Regions from separate parts of the Homo sapiens genome. Here region 2 is linked to region 1. Evidence: chromatin loops called from intact Hi-C (ENCODE). Cell type or tissue: heart right ventricle. All regions are shown on one strand. Each heading gives the region's core, and the rest is flanking DNA. Links, peaks and the distances in the headings are about the cores only.

The links. Hi-C counts contacts between places; a loop is a spot of excess contacts. Peaks named below come from ENCODE experiments on the same cell type or tissue, not always from the same donor. Only the 100,000 strongest peaks of a DNase experiment are listed, where the experiment ranks them.
Region 2: it touches region 1 in a loop (3-fold over the local background); 3 of 110 quality-filtered maps call a loop at or near these places.

The regions. Positions count from the first base shown.
Region 1 is chr3:191,033,580-191,036,509 of GRCh38, reverse strand. No RefSeq gene overlaps it. Among named protein-coding and RNA genes, the nearest start is that of SNAR-I, 160 kb to the right of the region's middle. In heart right ventricle, for the core only: no CTCF peak of the experiment used is centred there; no DNase peak of the experiment used is centred there.
Region 2 is chr3:190,810,296-190,813,225 of GRCh38, reverse strand. No RefSeq gene overlaps it. Among named protein-coding and RNA genes, the nearest start is that of GMNC, 51 kb to the left of the region's middle. In heart right ventricle, for the core only: a CTCF peak has its summit at 1,253 (motif pointing left); no DNase peak of the experiment used is centred there; H3K27ac peaks cover 164 bases.

The sequences.
Region 1 (2,930 bases), core at 174-2,673:
TCTTACAGCATGACAGCTTACCTCTTCAAAGCCAGCAGGAGAATCTCTCCAGTCTTCTAAGATGGCATCTGAGAGTCACAAGATTGACCATTGCATCACCTTTGCTAGAAGTTACTTAGTTTCCATCCACAATAAGCAGAGAGGATTATTTAAGAGTTTCACTTATTTGAAGGTTATCTTGGAATTCTTCCTACCATAGTAGACACCATGATAAGCCTCAGAAAGTTCATTCTCCTCTTGCCTTTTCAAAGCAAGTCAACTTTCATAAAACATGGCAAAAAACTAAGAAAGTGGGAGTCATGATATAAAAGAGGAGCTATATACCAGGAGAACCATTTTAATAGGATCGTAGTCAGTAGACTGGTGTCAGTTCATACAAGATCATGAGAGCTGATAACATTTCAAGAATTTTGCAGATCAGTTGTTAAATACAGTATTGGCTGGGCACAGTGGCATGTAATCCCAGCACTTTGGGAGGCTGAGACAGAAGGATAGCTTTAGCCCAGGAGTTTGAGACCAGCCTGGGCAAGATGGTGAGAATCTATCTCCACACATACAAAAAATAAAAAACTAGCCAGATGTAGTAGCCAGTGCCTGTAGCCCCAGCTACTTGGCAGGTCTAGGAGGAAGGATCACTTGAGCCTAGGAATTCAAGGTGGCAGTGAGCTATATTGTGTCATTACACTCTAGCCTGGGCAACAAAGTGAGACCCTGTATTTAAAAATATATGTATAGAAAATAAAATTACATAAATTTACAATCAAATAAATTACATTTAGAAACAGAGGCAATGAGTACTCAAAATGTGTCTTAGTTATTTTAATACATTTTATTCCTATCAATGCTTTTGAAATTATTTACCTCTTTTGTATCTTTATGTTAGAAATAATTCATACTATATAACAGTGAACTACTGCACATCTCTTTACAACTTTGCATTCAGTGACTCCAGTGTGACAAATTGAAATAGTGATTGTATTTAAGCCACGGAAATTAGCTACTATTACTAACAGGGGCTCAGGTCAGCATCACAGAATAAATTGTTAAATATCTATCAGGCCATCACTAGTTGCAGGGAGAAATTTTAGATTTCAAGGCACTCTATTCAATGACAAAGTGGCAAGAGTTGGCTCTTTATAGATATGAACTTTGAATGATACAATGACAGTATCATTGTATATATGTATCTCTGAATGACGGAAAACATTCAGAGAATAAGGCAATGCATTCAGATATGGATCTGGCATAGCACTCTGACTCCAAACCCTAGCCTAAGCCATCCACTTCTTTCTTTTGGAATGAGAACTTCTTAACACATTTGGTGAGGACTGCTCTTCATTACTCTGAAGGATATTAGCCACTATATAGGCCAGGGAGTAATATCATTTTTTCTGACCCTGTGAAGCAACGGAGAGAGTAAAAATAGCTGGCCCAAATGAAAAACACATTTATGATATCGGTGGTCCAGTTTACATCATATTCCTTTAAGCTTCACCTTCATTTAAGTGGAAGATAATTATAGACAGGGGATCACCCCTACTTGAGAATTGTATACAGTAGTTGCCCCTTATTCATGGCTTTGCTTCCTTCAGTGTCAGTTACCCATAGTCAACTGCGGAGAAAATATTAAATAGAAAATTTCAGAAACAAGCAACTCTTAAGTTTTAAATTCCATGCTATTCTAAGTAGCAGGATGAAATCTCATGTCATCCTGCTTTGTCCCACCCAGGTAGTGAATCATTCATTTGTCCAGCATATCCACACTAAACACGAACCACTTTTTAGTCAATTAGTGGCCCCTCAGTTATTAGATGAACTGTCACAATATTACAATACTTTTGTTCAAAGAACCCTTATTTTATGTAGTAATAGCCCCTAAGCACAAGATTAGTTTTGCTAGCAAGTCAGAGATGCTGTGCAGAAGCAGGAAACTGCCTTCTTTAGGGAAAAAGGTGAAAGTTTTTGACTTAATAAGGAAAGAAAAAAATGTTGTATGCTGAGGTGGCTAACATCTACATAAAAGTTAATCTTCTATTTGTGAAATTGTGAAGAAGAAAAAAGAAATTCATGCTAGTTTTGCTGCTGCGCCTTAAACTGCAAAAGTTATGGCCGCAGTGTGTGATAAGTGCATACGTCCAATGGGAAAGACATTAAATTTGTGGATGAGACACAAACAGAAATCATCATTGGTGGCAACATGTGCCAGATTAGCTTCATATTAATTAAATTAAATGTCATAGGTGCATATATATAAGAAAAAACACACTGTATATGGGATTTGGTACTATTCGTGGTTTCAGGCATCCATTGGGGGTCTTAGAATGGATCCCCTGCAGAGAAGAGGGAACTGCTGTATAAGTCCAGGATAAGCCTTAGGCAGAAGAGGTGCTCAGTAAATATTGCATGTAGATTTTGTATCAAATTGAATCAAATGAATCTATCTGGCATAGAATTAAAGCCTATGTCCAGTACTTTACACAAAAAATGACTCAAGTATCATAGAATGTGCTTAGAATACATGCTTATAACCAAAAGTAATTTGATGATCTCTAACATCTTTATGAAAATATTATCTGGAAATTGTATATGAAGTGAATCCCAGAGGCATATATTAATTCATACTTAAAATAGGGAACATTAAAATTTAAAGGACTTTCCTTATGTAAATAAAGGAAAAGGAGTGTTGACAAAATCAAAATATTTGTTGAAGTGTTTCATTCTTCTGGTAGTATCTCAATGAGTAATTGAACCCAGTGTTTCATGAATATATATGCTGGTAATTTAATAATTCAGTTTTCACTGTATAGGGTGAAGTTTCTGATATACATCTGGGAAGTGCTTTCCTTCATTATGTCTCCAGTTTACAACACCTCCAATTTTTAAATCTCTCTGGATTATTATTCACCACTAAATTTTGAGGTTGTCTATAC
Region 2 (2,930 bases), core at 269-2,768, 220 kb after region 1:
ATACTATATATACTATATATTATATATAGTATATGTAGTATATATACTATACTACATATATGCTATATATAATAGTATATAGTACATACAGTATATATGTAGTATAGTATATATACTATATAATATATGAATATATATAAAATATGTATAATGCATAAAATATATATACTGCATATATTTATATATATAGTTTTATTTGTTTCTTTTTCTCTAAGAAGTGATCCACTTTCCTCTGTTTTCCTCTGTTAGCTAGAGTAAAGGACTGATCAGTTTGTTGCTTCAAGCAGAATTTGAAATGTCTGTAGAGATGTTGTGGCTTTAATCCATCTGGCAGGGCTTAGAATGGAATCACTAGGAATCAAAGTAGTTGTTTCTTTTCTTTTTGGCTCAGCCCCCAAATACTTTGGGCCACCAAAACGCTAAAATTTTGATGTTATCAGAATTTTCGTTAATTTCAGCTTTAATTAGACTCATTTTAACTTTCTTTTAAATTTCTTGGCCACTTGTTTGGGACTTTCTTTTAAGTAATAACCTACGAATAAATACTGCAAGATTATGAGATCTCAAAAATAAAAAATCTTAGACGTATATCTGAAACTGAAACTACAACACTGCTAGACCCTCAGACTGCAAGACCTTGATGAAATCGAGGGGGCTCTAAGTCTGCAAGATGTGAAAACACTTCACTCTCATTGAAACAGTAACATAAACAAGAACACATTTTTTTTTCTTAAATTCATTAAAAAGCTATGAGCCTAAAATTTTTTACATACAAAAATAAGCACAAGGAGGATCATCGTAAGAGACAAAGGTTACTTTCATAGCTGACACAGCTTGGAGTAAGCAGTTTGGGCAAAGAAGAAAGAACTCTCGGATTGGGAAATAACTGGATAATCATTTAACATTTCTAGAGCTAGGTTGATGTCAACAGAGTGCAAACATTCGCCCGTATTACTGAGCACCTACCCATTGCGTTGAATAGAACAATTTCTGTTTGATTTGACTCTCCAGCAATATTCTAATAAGTAACAGCAAAATAATTGTTTTACATGCCTCATGAAAAAGTCACAATTTTATACTCCATCTTCTAAATCCCACAAATGTGCCTTCGTCCTGCATCAGCTGTTCAATATTTTTTCCCTCACAAACATTTGTCTCATTTACCATCTCCCCAGTGATTCTTTCCCTGAAACCCTGTACTTTTGTAAGCCGGATGTTTACTAATGCACAGCGCCATCTCCTGGTGATAATTAGGAATCAATAGCGGACGTGTACAAAGATTTAGGCTTGTTTCCAGTGGAAGCACAGGGTTAGCCCTCCTTGCCCAGTGTACCTTTTCCCTGACTGGGTGGTATTAGGCAACTCTAGCAAAAGCCGCCGCAAGAAACCATCCCGTTTATTAGAGATGCACCTGAGTGACTTTGTATTATAAAGAGGAACGCCATGATGACATACTTGCTTTTGCGTGTACTATTAGAGGCATGTAATAGACTATAATATCTGAACTTACAATATATGGTCAATAGCTACTGAATACAGATGGCACTGTGACATCAGGAAGAATATAAAATATCTCCATATTTGAGATTGTGAAGAAAAATCACCATTTGGAGTCAGAAAATCCAGATTTTAGTTGTGCGACCCAGACAAGTGCTTTTACTTCTGTGAGTCTCAGTTTCCTTATCGGTTAAATGATCATATCTCTTGCACCTGCCTTGGTGTGCTATTCTGTGGATAAAGTGAGATAATAGATGTAAAAACATCAGTGAAAGGCTAAACACATACAAGTGTCACTAGTAGTCATGGTTAGCTACTGAAATTAGATGGCACTTTTCATGACAATTCAATCCAAGCTGTGTTGCAGGCAGGAATTACAAGTGTGGTATCTTCTTGAGTTGAGAAAAATGGAATTAAAGGACTATTTACAAGTCTCTTTGTGATCCTCGGAAAAAAACAATAATCCCTTTTTCCGTGGATAATATTCTCATTCCTCTGATGATTACAGTCAACAAGGGCTGGTCAGTGACTCAGAGAAAGAGCCTATCCTACCTGAAAGAGGTGTGCTCACCACCAAGTAGTCAAAACATCTATGTGAGTGTTCACAGACACGGTCAGTCTTTTCTGCACTCACCGAAGCTGATACAGACAGGAAGCACAGGACAGTTTGGGGCAACTCCTAATCCCATCCTCCAAGCCACAATTACACACTTGGTTTTCCTGACTATCTTCTCATTTAAGGTTAGCTGTTAATATACAGTTTGATGTTTTAAAAAGGGGGTTTTAGGTGAGTTGTGCTCAGAAGGACTCTGGAGAACAGTGAGTGCAACTGTCTTTTTTTATAGATAAGAAAATTGATGACCAAAATAGAAACAACAAAAATTTACTCATGGTATCACATTGATACTGAACAGGTACCCCAATATATGAAACGCCCAACATATGTTTTGCTTGTTTATTTTGTTTTGTAATTACAGTACTGGGAACTGTTGTGGCTTTCTGTTTTCTCTTTGATCTGTGCTCCAAAGAATGATTCTGATTATAGGATGTCAATATCATAAAAATATAGCATTTGATGGTAACAAAGCTGCTCTCTGACTTACAAATACAGATCACAAACATGGATTTTCATGTTTTTTCCACCAGGGGTGAAACAGAGAGATGGTTATTTGGATGTCCATGGGAGACAAGCAGACATGAAAGATCAGCCAGTTACATGTAATAGAAAAAGAGTAGTAGGCTAACATCAGGGTCCAGAGACAGGCAAATGCTAACCACCCACATAATGGTTTGTTGTCATGGAGGTCAAAGAAGAGATAACCTAGGGGATCATCGAGCAGTAATCAGGGGTCTGGGCCCAGGTAGAAATTGGAACTCTCCTCGTAGTTAGGCAGCAAAGCCAGAGTCATTGTGTTAGTGTTCAAAAATAGCCA